Regions from separate parts of the Homo sapiens genome. Here region 1 is linked to region 2. A link is a contact called in ENCODE Hi-C or POLR2A ChIA-PET data. All regions are on one chromosome and are shown on one strand. The core of a region is the stretch at or near the end of the contact, and the rest is flanking DNA. Distances in the headings are between cores, read along the strand shown. Region 1 holds the start of PACSIN3 (protein kinase C and casein kinase substrate in neurons 3). Region 2 overlaps DGKZ (diacylglycerol kinase zeta).

Region 1 (2,774 bases), core at 186-2,685, 820 kb after region 2:
GCCTGACCTCTCAGCAAGCAAGCAAGGAGGGCTTGCACCTTGGCCCCCATTGAGCAGGTTGGCACCCTGTGCCTCCTGAGCTCAGCAGAGACCCAAATCAGTCCCCACCGCAGGCAAGAGCTCAGAAAGCAGGTAATGCAATCTTCCCAGCCCCGGGAGCCAGCACGTTCGGCTCCGAGAGGTCTTCCTGGGCTTGGCAGGGTCTCCTTGCAGCTGCACGGGCCAAGGTAGGAAGTCCCTGGTTCAGGGAAGACCCAGTCTCCCTACCTGAGGCCTGAAGGTACCCGGCCCCAGACCAGCCCCAACCTCTTCCAGAAGCTGGGGGCTTGCCCCTGGGAGGGAGCTCAGCCATTCTGCCTGGCCCATCCCTGGAACCTGAGTCACAGGCTGCGCCCAAGGGCTTCTTTCCCGGGCAGCCCCTCCCGGTGCGCCCGCAGCTCTAGGATTTGAGGACAGAGCGGGGGGGAGGGGAGGGGGCGTCAGTAGGCTGGTCCGAAGAGGGACAGCGAGGTTAGAGGGGCTGGAACCAGAAGCCAGAGCCAGCCAGGAGATCAGGAGGCTGGGGGAGGGGGTGGCGCAGCCAAAGCGGGAGGAGGCAGGGCCAGGGAGGGGCATAACAAAGGGGCACTTTTGGAAACCCGACCTGCCGGCCGGGGTGCCTGCTTCCAGATGACGCACTCCGAACCCCAGCCTCCACTCCAGAGCTCGGCGCCCAGAGGCTACGCGCCTCTGGCCTCAACCCTTATGGACCGCGCCCCTCGACAGGACCCCTTGCCGCCCGGAGCTGCATAACTCGGAGCCCGTGGAGCCACGCGGAGCGGCAGGGCCAGGCCTAGCCACCGAAGCTCTAGACTTCTTGGCCAAACTTGTTGAACTTGGTCTTGGCGGGGGTGGGGCCACTGATCACCGCCAAGGGGAGGGGACGCCCCCTGCCTGGGCCGGCCTTGCCGTGGGCTCCAGATGGTGGCCCCGGGCAGCGGACCCAGGAATCGGGGCTCGCTGCATAGGGCGAGGGATCGCCAGGGAGCGAGGACCCTCTGGGGCCTCGGGGCGGGCGCGAGGCGAGCGGACGGGGGCCCTCGAGGGGCCCCTGAAGACGGCTCAGCCCTCCAGCGCCGGCGCCGCCTCCCCCGGGCGGCCTGCGGAATTGCGAAGCCCGCGGCACCGCAGATGGGACGGCCCCTCGGCGCGGCTACGGCCCTTCCCGTCGGCACGCAGAGCGGGGTGGCCGGGGGCTCCCTGGGCGGGAGTCGGCTCCATTGCAAACTTCAGAAGCCGGAGCAGGAGAGGGCGGGCTCGAGCCACCGCACCCGCCGCCGCCTACCCGCGCGTCCCCTCCAGGGCACTCACCGCGTCCTCCCTGGGCCCCTCGGCGGGTGGGGGTCCGGCCACGCTCCGGCCCGAGTCCTGCCGCTCCTGGGCCCGCGCCGCGGCCTCCCGGAGCGCGCCGGGCCCTCCCCCGGGAAGCCCGGCCCCCGGCCCCCGGCCCCGCCCCTCTCCTGGCCGCCGCTGCCTCAACCCCACGCGGCGGGGCAGCGGGGCTGCAGGCATCGCGGCGACCAGCGGCTCTTGTGGCGCGGGTCGAGGTTTCTCTGCTTCGCCCGTGTGCGGAGTGCCTGGGCGGGCTCCCCAGGGTTGCGCCCCGGTGCCGCAGGGAGCCAGATTTCGGCTTTGCCTCTCCCGGACCGTTGCAGAGCCTGGGAGACCCGAGGGAGCAAGAAGGGACCGGGCCGGCACGGGCAGCCTTGGAGAGGGGCCGGGGGAATTACACTGCCTTACATTTTTAGCTGCACAGCTTGTTTAGAAATTGGCTCAGGCGAGGCTCACAACCACCCCTTGTAAGCATTAGGATTCCCACTGTACAGATGCAAAAACTGAGGCTCGGGGGCTTTTCAGAGGCTTGCCCAAGATTTCCCTCTAGTCAGGCAGGGCTGGGACTCCAAAACCGTGCCCTACCGTTCCACAGCTGCCCTGCTAATCTGGGGCGCCTTCTAAGGCCTGAGACGAACACGCGGTGGGGGTGGGACAAAAAGGCCTAAGCTCCTCCCGCTCCGAGTTCTTATTTCCAGATTTTGTACCACGATTCATTCTTACCCTTCGCCCCTCCACCCCCTTTATCAGTCTGGTACATTTTTCCATATCGCCACGATGCCACCCCACGCTAAATAAATCCCTTCTCCCTCCTCTCTCCCTACTTCCCTCTCCCCGCTTTCCCCCGGGGGTGAGATTTTGCAGAGCGGCTCCGTCTGTTATTTATATCCACTGGAGCGGTCCAAGAATGTTCCGAAGCTGACCTAATCGCCACCTGCTCGGCCTCTCCGCCCCTCCCACTCTCTCCTGGGCCCGGTGACCCAGCGGCGGTGCCCTGAGCCTTGAAGACCAGGGGGAGCGCGGACCAACGGGGTCGAACGCCCGGGCGCAGAAGGTCCCGGACGCAGAAGGTCCCGGGCGCGCAGAATCGCAGCGGGTCGGAGAGCCCCGGCGCTCTCAGAGGAGTGCGCCCCCAGGGACGCGGCTCTGAGCCCTGGGAAGCTGAGGCGCCTGGCTGCGCCCTCTGAAGCTCGTACTTTTCCTCCCACCCTCAGCTCCCTGAAGAGTGTGAGTGCGTGCGCGCGGAGTTTTAAACGGCAGCTTTAAAAATAGCAAAATTATGTTGTTTCTAAATCCAGGAGGAATCACTGACGCGTTCTTTACGCAGATGAATCCGCTCACAAAACGGGAAAGGGACCTGGAGAAAATGAATGGGGGTAATTTTGCCTGCCGAGGGCTCACTT
Region 2 (2,700 bases), core at 122-2,621:
CTCCTCACTGGCACAGCGGCGCCGCTCCAGCGCCCAGCTCCAGGGCTGCCTCCTGAGTTGCGGGGTGAGGGCCCAGGGTTCCAGCCGCCGGCGCTCCAGCACTGTGCCCCCTTCCTGCAACCCCCGCTTCATCGTGGATAAGGTGCTCACTCCACAGCCTACCACCGTGGGGGCCCAGCTTCTGGGTGCACCCCTGCTGTTGACCGGGCTTGTGGGCATGAATGAGGAGGAGGGTGTCCAGGAGGATGTGGTAGCCGAGGCATCGAGCGCCATCCAGCCAGGCACCAAGACACCAGGGCCACCCCCACCTCGGGGCGCCCAGCCGCTGTTGCCCCTACCCCGCTACCTGCGCCGAGCCTCCTCCCACCTGCTCCCCGCGGATGCCGTATATGACCACGCTCTCTGGGGCCTGCACGGCTACTATCGGCGCCTCAGCCAGCGGCGGCCCTCAGGCCAGCACCCTGGCCCTGGGGGCCGAAGAGCCTCAGGCACCACCGCCGGCACCATGCTGCCCACCCGTGTGCGCCCACTGTCCCGCAGGCGCCAGGTAGCCCTACGGCGCAAGGCGGCCGGACCCCAGGCCTGGAGCGCCCTGCTCGCGTAGGTATAGCTGTGGCCAGCAGGGCGAGTGGTGTGACCTCCTGTGGGTCTGGCCTGGGCATGGGCCTTGAAGCTCTGCCTGGCTGAGGGTTCCCCACTTGGGAACACTCTGGGCAGTACCCTGAAGCCAGCGTACCCCAAAAGGCCATGTCTCTTGCAGGGAGCCTCTTAGTGTCTGGGGCTGCTGGGAGGCTCCTCCGCCCTCCCTGTTGCCGAGGTCACGGAAAGGGCAGAGGCCCCAGGAGGTGGGAGGAAGTAGGGTCAGCAAGTGCTCAGCCCCCTCCTCAGCTGTCTTCTCCTCTCTAGGAAAGCCATCACCAAGTCGGGCCTCCAGCACCTGGCCCCCCCTCCGCCCACCCCTGGGGCCCCGTGCAGCGAGTCAGAGCGGCAGATCCGGAGTACAGTGGACTGGAGCGTGAGTGCCTGAACACCCCTGGGTCCCAGACCCTCTGGGCTCTTGGCCAAGGCGCAGCTGGCGGGTGGAGGCACTAAAGGCAGCTGGGAGAGCCAAGCCTGGAAGGGTTGGGACAGTGGGGCAGACGGAACAGAGCAGGGTCGATCGGGGCGCTGGAGTGGGTTTGTCTTGGGAGAGGGCGGGTGGGCGGGGGCTGATGGGAGGGAGGGCTGGGCGGCCAGCGTGTGCTGAGCAAGCCCATCCCGTGGCTAGGAGTCAGCGACATATGGGGAGCACATCTGGTTCGAGACCAACGTGTCCGGGGACTTCTGCTACGTTGGGGAGCAGTACTGTGTAGCCAGGATGCTGGTGAGTGCTCGTAGGGGCACGCCGCCCCCTGCTGGTGGAGCCAGTAGCCGCAGCCCTTCCGGGAACGTGGGATTGAGCCCGCTCCCTGGCACCCCTGCTGTGGGCCGCCCCAGGATGGTGAGGGGTGCAGGGGCTTTGTCCGGATGCCAGGACTGGGGCTTCCCAGTGCACACAAAGGGCAGCTGTGCTGGGGCAGGCAGCCTCCGAGATAGACTTACCTGGTGCCTCAGGGGCCCTCTCTTCCTGTCCTGCAGCAGAAGTCAGTGTCTCGAAGAAAGTGCGCAGCCTGCAAGATTGTGGTGCACACGCCCTGCATCGAGCAGCTGGAGAAGGTGGGTGGGTAGCTCAGCTTTGCCCGCCCCTGCCCTTTGGGTGCTGAGGCCCTTTCAGCGCGCACTCACACCCACATGTTATACAAACGGCCTGCCAGGAGTGACCCAGCACTCGGGGGTGAAGAGTCAAGGACCCTGGAGCCAAATGCCTGCGTTCGAATCCTGGCTCCTCACTGATTAGCTGCTGTATCCCCACTGCCTGGAACAAACCTGGCGCCTAGTGGGTTCGTTGAATATCACTCAATGGAATGAATTGACGAATGGTGGCCCTTGTACCATTTCACCATGTCCAAACTAGTGCTTAGAAGAGGCCATTGATTTGCTGAAGCTTCATAACTCAGCTGTGGCTACACCCTGCCTCTGTGGAGACCTTTCCCCAAGGGCCATTGTCCACTGTGCATTTGCAGCTGGGGGCATGTCTGGGCACTGTGCTTCTAGAGGTGGAGGCAGCACTGGGCAGACGGGTCAAGGCCAGGGGCAGAAGGGTTCGCATGGAGGGGCAGCGCTTCCCAGCCTGCAGAAACCCAGGCCATCATACGGGAGAGACTGTAAGACTAGGAGTGGTTCAGGCAGGCTCACACAGGCTGCTTTCCCCAGCCTCTGAATTGTAAAGTGAGGCTTCCTTATACCTCTAATAAGGCTGAAGTAGGGACAGTTATGAGAAGGGAAATAGAAATGCAGCCCCAAGCACTGTACACTCATCATTTAAGGTGGAAATCGACCTAGGGTTCCACAAATTAGCTAAAGGTCTCCAGGGGCCAGGCAGTGCAAGTCTGCGTGTGAGGACCAGGCTGGCTGCGTGTGCCCGGGTCGGGAGTGCCAGAGGGCGAGGAAGAAAGGATGCGGCCGAGTGCGGTGGCTCATGCCTGTAATCCCAGCACTTTGGGAGGCCGAGGTAGGTGGATCACCCTGAGGTCAGGAGTTTGAGACCAGCCTGGCCAACATGGTGAAACCCCATCTCTACTAAAAATCACAAAAATTAGCCAGGCGTGGTGATGCACACCT

What was found. A loop is a pair of places that touch in the nucleus more often than their neighbours do. ChIA-PET counts read pairs that join two places held with the same protein, here RNA polymerase II (POLR2A). Pooled maps may share reads with other maps.
Region 1: a map of gastrocnemius medialis shows a loop between it and region 2 (3-fold over the local background). The contact joins the promoter of PACSIN3 here to the enhancer-like site in region 2. A Hi-C loop is called at or near these places in 1 of 168 maps with a recorded cell type or tissue (gastrocnemius medialis) and 2 of 50 pooled maps. POLR2A ChIA-PET finds 5 or more read pairs at or near these places in 1 of 52 experiments (H1).

Annotation. Positions count from the first base shown.
Region 1 is chr11:47,184,999-47,187,772 of GRCh38, forward strand. It overlaps PACSIN3 (protein kinase C and casein kinase substrate in neurons 3), which reads right to left and starts at 1,436. Exons shown (of 11, transcript NM_016223.5): 1 at 1,351-1,436. RefSeq lists silencers at 1,065-1,384, 1,435-1,534 and an enhancer at 1,206-2,092.
Region 2 is chr11:46,366,385-46,369,084 of GRCh38, forward strand. It overlaps DGKZ (diacylglycerol kinase zeta), which reads left to right. Exons shown (of 31, transcript NM_001199267.2): 2 at 907-1,015; 3 at 1,268-1,363; 4 at 1,621-1,695. Among named protein-coding and RNA genes, the nearest start is that of MIR4688, 8.7 kb to the right of the region's middle. Within about 2 kb of position 1,372, at least 9 of the 41 ENCODE cell types and tissues checked have a DNase peak (open chromatin) inside an H3K27ac peak, as active enhancers do; they include gastrocnemius medialis, where a contact is called at or near this core.